2 separate regions of the Homo sapiens genome follow, and region 1 is linked to region 2. Evidence: read pairs that join two places in POLR2A ChIA-PET (ENCODE). Cell type or tissue: IMR-90. All regions are shown on one strand. Each heading gives the region's core, and the rest is flanking DNA. Links, peaks and the distances in the headings are about the cores only. Region 1 has its middle 51 kb from the start of SNORA25B. Region 2 has its middle 79 kb from the start of LINC01392.

The links. Peaks named below come from ENCODE experiments on the same cell type or tissue, not always from the same donor. Only the 100,000 strongest peaks of a DNase experiment are listed, where the experiment ranks them.
Region 1: POLR2A ChIA-PET joins it to region 2 with 5 read pairs; 2 of 35 experiments call an interaction of 5 or more read pairs at or near these places.

The regions. Positions count from the first base shown.
Region 1 is chr7:115,629,902-115,634,310 of GRCh38, reverse strand. No RefSeq gene overlaps it. Among named protein-coding and RNA genes, the nearest start is that of SNORA25B, 51 kb to the right of the region's middle. In IMR-90, for the core only: no CTCF peak of the experiment used is centred there; a DNase peak (open chromatin) is centred at 2,290.
Region 2 is chr7:115,308,553-115,312,961 of GRCh38, reverse strand. No RefSeq gene overlaps it. Among named protein-coding and RNA genes, the nearest start is that of LINC01392, 79 kb to the right of the region's middle. In IMR-90, for the core only: no CTCF peak of the experiment used is centred there; no DNase peak of the experiment used is centred there.

The DNA of each region.
Region 1 (4,409 bases), core at 200-4,199, 320 kb before region 2:
CTATGGTGGTTTGCTGCACTTATCAGCCCATCATCTAGGGTTTTAAGCCCCGCATGCATTAGGTATTTGTCCTAATGCTATCCCTCCCCTAGCCCCTCACCCCCGATAGGCCTTGGTGTATGATGTTCCCCTACCTGTGTCCATGTGTTCTCATTGTTCAACTCCCACTTATGAGTGAGAACACGTGTTTTTCTGTTTCTGTGTTAGTTTGCTGAGAATGATGGTTTCTAGCTTCATCCATGTACCTGCAAAGGACATGAACTCATTCTTTTTTATGGCTACATAGTATTCCATGGTGCATATGTGCCACGTTTCCCTTATCCAGTCTATCAGATGGGCATTTGGGTTGTTTCCAAGTCTTTGCTATTGTAAATTGTGCTGCAATAAACATATTTTAATATACTTTGAATGAGATTTTGATATTAGACCAATGAATGTTCTCTTTACTCTTGGTGATTTAGAGCAACTAATCTTATCCACAAATTTCAAATAAGTTAGATTATGTTCTATTCTGTTTATGTAATAAATTGTTTTCAACAGAATATTATTATTAATAGAAATTCAATTTCCTGCTCTTCTCTCCTCTTTCTTCTACTTATACCCCTCTTTCACCAATAATTGTTGAACAGATTTAAAGAGGTTGTAAATTCAGATGCCTTTAGGGACTAGTCAGGAAATAAGGAGTTAACCTGGCCTGGTAGGGGCTGTGACCAGATTTACTGTCAAAGAAGGTGAGCTGATTTAGTTTAGCCAATTGTTACTTTGAAGATACTTGGGCATTTGACAAAATTTCTGAGATTATTTTTATTATAAGCTGGAAATTTGGATTTTTTTATATGAAAGCTTTCAACTTTAAAATGTTAGCAACTAATAAAAGCACTTTATAAAACACTATATAGGTAGACTAGGACATGTTTTATGACCAATTCAACAACTTGTGGCAGCATGTATTGGTCCACACCTAGTCATGAGGCACACAATGCTATGAGAGCACACAAAAAGGGAATCGAATCAAATATGGGGAATTTTAGTAGGTCCGTCAGTTAGGATTAGCTGGGTTATGTGCGATGACAAGGAACCCTAAACTCCAGTGGTTTACATAAACAAAGGTTTTTTTCTCCCTTGTGATATATGTCTATAATAGGTAAACAAGGAGGTTTTGCTTGTCATAATTAGAGATCCCGGCTGATAGAACAGGTCCTATCTGGAACATATGGCAGAAGGAAAAAAGACATGGCAAGCCTCACAATGGCTCTTTAAATGACACACATCATTTCAGCTTTCATGGCATTGGTCAAAAAGCTAGTCACATAGTATACAGTAAAGAATGTGGTCCTGCTTAAAGAGAGATCTGGCCTTTGCTCTCAGCTTCAGTTTGGTATGTCTTGGTTTAGTGTGAAAACTAACTACACCTGACAGTCTTAGGATGAGACATGGCCATGCCAGAAAGACCAGTCATGGGATTTAGAGTTACGGACTATGCAGTTTACTTTGGGTTATGCGGTATCAGTTGACTTGCAAACTAAGTACAACTGCTTGGACGACCAATAAATCAACCAGCCATGCCTATGTAATGAAGCCTCCATAAAAACTCTGGACATCAAAGCTTGAGTGAGCTTCCCTTGTTAGCAATATTCAAAACATATTGATACTAAGCGAGTAACGGGTCCCTCAGACAACAGAAGCCTTCTGTTTGGAATCCTCCAGACTCTGCTCCATGAGTCTCTTCCTTTGACTGATTTTTATCTGCGTTCTTTCTCTGTAATAAGCCACATATGTGAGTACAATAGCATTTGCCGAATTCTGTGACTCTTCTAATGAATTATCAAACCTGAGGATGGCTTTGAAAACCTCCCCAAACTTGCAGTTTGTGCTGAAAATGAGGGAAGCTTTGGGAGACTGTGCCTTAAAACTTCACAGTTTGGCTAACTCTGGGCACATGGTCGCTCCTCAGTTTAATCAGTTGGGAGTGTATATAGTTCCCTCAGTGAGAAACATTACGGGTAAGAAAACTGGAAAACTTACATTTTAATGCAATATGCCACAGTAGGATTTAGGGAAAAAATGATACCTGTACTCTGTCATAAAGGATATAGGAGTCAGCCAAGTAAAGAAAGTGGAGAAGTCTGTGCAAGGTTAGGGGCAGAGTACACGTAATCATGAAGTAGTGACGCAGCATGAGATGAGCAGAGAATTTACACACAGTTTTGATTCCCACATTAACCAATGGGGAGCAGGAAGTCTGGGCCGAGTCATAAAGGGCTTTACATCGTTAGGAAGATAAAAATGCTTAACAATAAGCAGGACTGACTGGGAAGAGGAATCTTGGACTGGGTCAGCCCTATGACGTCAGTACTAAAGATGGACACTAGGAGAAACTTCATCAGGAAGTCAGTGTGTGAGAGACAGCTAAGAGCAGACTCAGAGAAGCTCCATGTAGGAAGGCTTTTTATCTGGAGCACTCGTTGTTATTCAATCAAATGGGAACTTTATATTCTTAAGGGTTTGAAAATGCTTAACAAAATTAATTGTTCGCTCATCAAGATCTTTCCATTTTAGTGAATACGTTTAGTCCTCTTCCTTGGGGGAATTTAGAGCTGTTCTGGGACACTTGGCTCCCTGAATGTCTGGGTTTTGAAGAGGTGACCTGAAGACTTGAAGTCCAAGTGATAGAAATCTTTTTCTTCATGTATTAGTGGCCCTGGGAAATACAGCCAGACATATAAGGACCCAGAATACTGACATATTTGTGTTTCTGAAAAGTGTGCTCTTCTGGCAGATTGTTTTTAAGAAATAAGAGTGTTTGAATAATAATTTGCAATAGTAACTGGTATTCTTTTTCTTCAATGACCATCCTAATTCTAGCTACCTAGGGGAAATTGTTAGGGAAAAAAAGAGAAATAAATGATAAATTCTTAGTTTTAGAATTCTAAAAGTGCTCTCTAGCTACAAGAGATAAAGGGTTTATGAGGTATACAATCTTGCAGAAAAGTTTATTTTTTTCATCCAGACCATGAATTAAAAAGACCATAAGCACTCAAAGATAAATCAAGAGGGTAGATTTGACACTGTAACTTTAGGGGATGGTGCTCTGTTTAATTTTCCAGCCTCATCTCTTGGGAATAATAATAAAAAGGAACTCTTATTTGCAATGGGAAGCACAGAATAGAATAGACTGGTGTTTGGCGTTTACTACCAGACTCTGAAGTTTCGTCTATCAGAGCTGGCTGGGACCAATACTGATCTTAGGTCAGCATGATTATCTGCCGCTGGCTCTAAGTCTCCCCCAGGCTCATACATGCTTGGAAGATCAGTCACATCTTCTAGGAGGACCCACAAAAGCTAAGAGTGGACCATTAGATACAAAAGAATCTGATAGTTGGGACAAGGAGAACCCAGGGAATAATTTGCTTGACCTCAGTGACACATCAGTTAATTCAGAATGGACAGATTCTGATAGCAAAGCCTATGATGAGAAATTTGTCAACGTTGGTGAGTTTTGAATGGAAGTGGGCCTCACTTAAAAGACCAGATGACATGAGGAACATTTTTTGAGGGAAGCCAAAACAGAACTGAGATAGATCAAGGCCCAAAACAGTTCTCTTCCACACATACTTATGCATAGTGGAATTCAGCGCTTTTCCAACAGACAGATGAGTGGACAGGGCAAGACTGAAGATTTAAAAACACCATACATGCCATGATAACCTGCTCACTCATAACTCCACTGTTGACTCTCACCTAATCTCCAGACTTGTGTATCTAGCTGCCTACTCAACAACTCTAACTAGATGTTTAATTGGGATTGCAAACTGAACAGTTCCAAAACAGGAATATGTTTCAACTCTAACTAGGACTGGCTACACAATTTGGGGGCTCAGCACAAAATGAAAACATAGGACTCCTTGTTCAGAAAGTAAGAAAATAAATGACACTAAAGGCACTAAAATATTAAGCATTTTCCTTTCATCTACCTGGTCTCTCTCAACATGTTATGGTATTTTTTCTTCCACTGTGGTGCAAGGTCCCATAGGTCATTGAGTAGGGCAGGGAGTGTGAGGCAGGGCAGGGCCCAGGACATCTGCCAAAACCTGTTCTAGAGAAGTAGCGTCAGCCAGAGGCATAACCACACATGAGTAAAGGGACATATGAGGCTCCAAAGTCACATTGGAATTCATTACGAAACATAAAACTAAGAGAAAATGTCAAGATGGCAAATACAGAGAATTAAACCCCAAGTACGGGGCAATGTCGCCAGAAAGATTTGTGCAACTGACTGGCCTCATACCATGAAGTTGGCCCTGACCCCACTCCTAACACTGCTACTACCAGAGTGGCCATGCCATTAAATAACAGCAAAACTTTACAGTTATTTAGTGTTCATAACCAAGAGTTGTTCTTAATTTCTT
Region 2 (4,409 bases), core at 324-4,323:
GATGAAATACTCTCAGTAATATTCTAGATCTTAAATTGGGTGGTAGAATCATGGGGATCTTTTTCTATTATGTTTCATAACTCATATAGATGCTTCACGCATTTTTATATTTCAAATTTTATATCATTGGAAATATCACTGTATCTCTAAATGATTTAATTTTATAAAAGTAATTTTATTCTTAGTAGTCAGGTCACTGGCTCTCCATGACATCATACTTCTCACTGCTAAAAGAACAGTCGTGGAAACTTTCAGGAGAAATACATGAATAAATTAACTGAGACAGACTTACATAAGTAATTATGAATCCCTTTCACATATATAAATATTGTATATGTACATGTGGCCATAAAAAATTTAAAATTTGAAATACTGGATAAAGTAATCTATTTCCTGAAGTTTAAAACAGTTCATAAGATTATGTTTATATGACTCAAAGACAAAGGTTCAATGGCTATATTGTACAGCAGGAATAGTTATAACGTCTGTCAACCGTATGTATATATTTTCTAAATACACACATTACGCAAAGAAATTACAAAACCTCAAAACTATAGTTCACCTAAAATAAATATGGCATTGTATACAGGGTGTTGGCTTGGTGCTAAGTAATTATGGGAAATAACGTGAATGTGATCCTTAAGTTACACAGGCTTATATCAGATTTCTGCAAAAATCATATAAAATTCCTTTTTCTAAGGGTCTGCAGGGGAAACACAGAATATTAATTTTCATGGTGTTCCATTCCAATATTTCTTTAAGAATTATATGTCTGGATAAGGCAGTTACTACATACTAGCATTAATATAGTTGAAAACATTTCATGAATTGAATGAGAATATTTCCATCCAAAAAGTGCCAAATAACAGGTCACCTCAAGTGAATGGAGAAAGGTATAATTATGGGTACATTTAATACCTGTAATGAATTGAAACTTTGAAAGCTTACCATTGTTTATATGTCATATACTGGTTATAAATAAATTTTTTAAAGGTATAGCACAAAGAGAACATTAAAACTTCAAAGATGTTATACTATATATATATATACTGTATTTGTTATACTATGATGACATACTATATTATTCAGTTATATTCAATCTTGACTGCCAAGCAAAATATATTTGCCTAACCTGAAATTATGGATTTTTATTTTCTTTTCTCTTCAAATTATTTGGATTTAAGCTAGCATTTATAACTAACAAAGTCTGATAGATGATCAGATAAAGACTAAGAAAAAATTCACATGCTATAAGTTAAGATATGAATTGATGGAGGAAAAAACACCACTCCGTAATAAGTTGAGGTGATAAAAATGTTCACTAAGATTTCATGGAAAAAGTGAAGTAATACTACTTTATGTTACTCAGATAAACTAAAAATAGTTCACAAGCAATGTTTTAACTTTTAAAAAATGTAAAAATAAACTTTTGGCCAATGTCATAGATCCCCAAAGACAAATTTTTAGAAGTCTAAGCACCAACGATATTTAAGTTGGAATGAATAGCACTGTTACTGTCTTTCAAGTCACAATAAAAACCTATGTAATAAACCCTGAATTTTCAACCATTTTAATGAATCTGCTTATTTATTATGTTGACCATTGCCAAGGATACTAAAGCAAATAAGCTTTTTAAATGTACTTATTCATTCATTCACTAGAAAACAAGATGTAGCAATTACATACTAAATATTGGTCAAAATAAGTGAAAAGTTAATAGAATCTTTTTCTATTTTTCTTTTTTTTTTTCTTTTTTTTAGACAGAGTCTCCCTCGGTCACCCAGGCTGGAGTGCAGTAGCCAAGCGTAGCTCACTGCAGCCTCAAAAGTCCTGAGCTCAAGTCATTCTCCCACCTCAGCCTCTGAAGTAGGTGGATCACAGGCGTGCACCACCACAGAAGGCTTAAACCATATAATCTTCAGAATCACATTGTCTGCTGAAATAATATGCTCTTAAAACCTAATTTGCTTTCATTGCAGTAATAAGCAAAATACTGTTAGTTGTACTATAAATACTTTTAAATTAAAATATTGTTTCACTTTTGTAATAGCCAGGTTTATTTTCTCAACATTTTCCAACCTAGATCATCAAAATAGCACCTTTTCGTCATACCTTAACCATCTTATTTTGTTTATTTTCATGGACATATTTGTAGTAAATATTTCTAAGTATTTATAATATGCAATATTTTGTTTAGAAAATTGATGCATGCTCAGTGTAGAGAAATTAGTAAACAGTGAAGTATAAATAAGCATTAGATATTCATATTTCCACTACAAATAAATGATCTCTGTTAATATTTTGGCATGACTTCTAATCTGGTTTGGCTGCATCCACACCCAAATCTCATCTTGAATTCCCACATGTTGTGGGAGGGACCTGGTAGGAGATGATTGAATCATTGGGATGGGTCTTTCCCATGCTGTTCTTGTGATAGTGAATAAGTCTCACAAGATATGATGGTTTTGTAAGAGGGAGTTTCCCTGAACAAACTCTCTCATTGCCGGATGCCATCCATGTAAGATGTGACTTGCTCCTCCTTGCCTTCCACCACGATTGTGAGGCCTCTCCAGCCACATGGAACTGTAAGTCCACTAAACCTCTTTCTTTTGTAAATTGCCCAGTCTCAGGTATGTCTTTATCAGCAGCATGAAAATGAACTAATACACCTTCTTTGAGACACAGATTTAGATATAAGCATGGGTCCAGGTATGAATATGGGTTAATAGGTAAATAGATATGTCTGAAGCAGGCAGTAAGGATACTCTTGCATGCCTGAGAAACTATAACCAATGGCTACAAAGAAGCATTTAGAAAAATGCTTAGATGCTGAAAAGTAATATGTGAGTATATGTAGGGTATATGAATCATGGTGATTATAATTATTTCCCAGCACCTTCTACTCCAAGTGTGGTCCACAGGCAGGTGTCATCAGCATTACCTAGGAGCTTGTCAGAGATGCAGAATGTCTCATTTCTTGCATATGAATCAGAATCTGCATTTTAACAATATTCTACTGATTTTCATATTAAAATTAAAATTTGATTCTCACATTAAAATTTGAGAAGCACTGGCTGGGCGCAGTGGCTCACACCTGTAATCCCAACACTTTGGGAGGCTGAGGCAGGCAGATCACGAGGTCAGGAGTTCGAGACTAGCCTGACCAACATGGTGAAACCCTGTCTCTACTAAAAATACAAAAATTAGCTGGGTGTAGTGGCGCACACCTGTAATCCCAGCTACTTGGGAGGTTGCAGTAAGCCAAGGTCACACCATTGAACTCCAGCCTGGATGACAGAGTGAGACTCCATCTCAAAAAAAAAAAAAAAAAATTTGAGAAGCACCACCCTAGATGCTTTGTGAGCCATATATAGCAAGTAGAGGTGGTGTATTAACATCAAACTTTTGGTTAGGCACAATAGGCACAAGTGTTTATGAGCCCACAGTACCTTAAGGGACTCATGAAATAGTTTTAATTTCTTTTAAAATCAAAATTTAAAAATAAACTTTTATATGGAAGAAAGTATTTTAATATGTAATCTTAGTATATTTCATCTTTATTTCAGTGCAACTCTAAAATACAATTTTAATATGTTTCTTTGTGGAGGAAGGGGCCCAGGAAAGCAAAAATTCCTAGCGCCCACATAAAGTGACAAATAACAAAACACCCCCCAAAATGAAGGAAATCCTGGGCAGCTGTCTCAGTGACATCTCCTTTTTTATCTCTGTCATTAACTGTTAGATCTACTTTTCAGAAAGAATTACAGATCCCCCCCAAAAAAGACCTTACTATAAATCAATCATTTGTATGCAATTTATATGCCTACTAATGTCCATAAATGTTCATTTTAAAAGAAAACCTATTGTACTTACTTTTAAAATGTCTTCTGTTTTTAAATTTGCATGATTTCACAGGTATTTTCAAATGCCAATAAACATTTCTCTAGCTGGGTTTTAATGACCACATTAAATTTCATGGTATAAAATATAAACTTCTAGTGAATTAGTTTCCACTTGTTGCTACTATGAGTAACACTATGATAAATAAATATCCTTGTCGCAAATCCATGATTATTTTCTTCAGCGAAATTCCTAAAGTGAAATTACTATATATACTTTTTAAACATGTATAGCTTTGGCTAACTTTCAATTTTGATAGTTTCAAACTTATAGAAAAGTTGCAGGAACCATGCAAGGAGCTCCTCCATTCCCTTTCCCTAGATACGTCAGTTTTGCCCCGTGCCCCATTTGCTTTGTGTTCTGAATTCTCTGTCTTGCTCTCTTTCTTTCTCTCTCTCTCTTTCTCCATCTGTCTATCTCTATCTGTATCTCTCTCTTCATCTCCCTCTTTCCCACGACCATTTGAGAGCAAGTTGATACAAATCTGTCCCTTAGCCACTGAATAAATA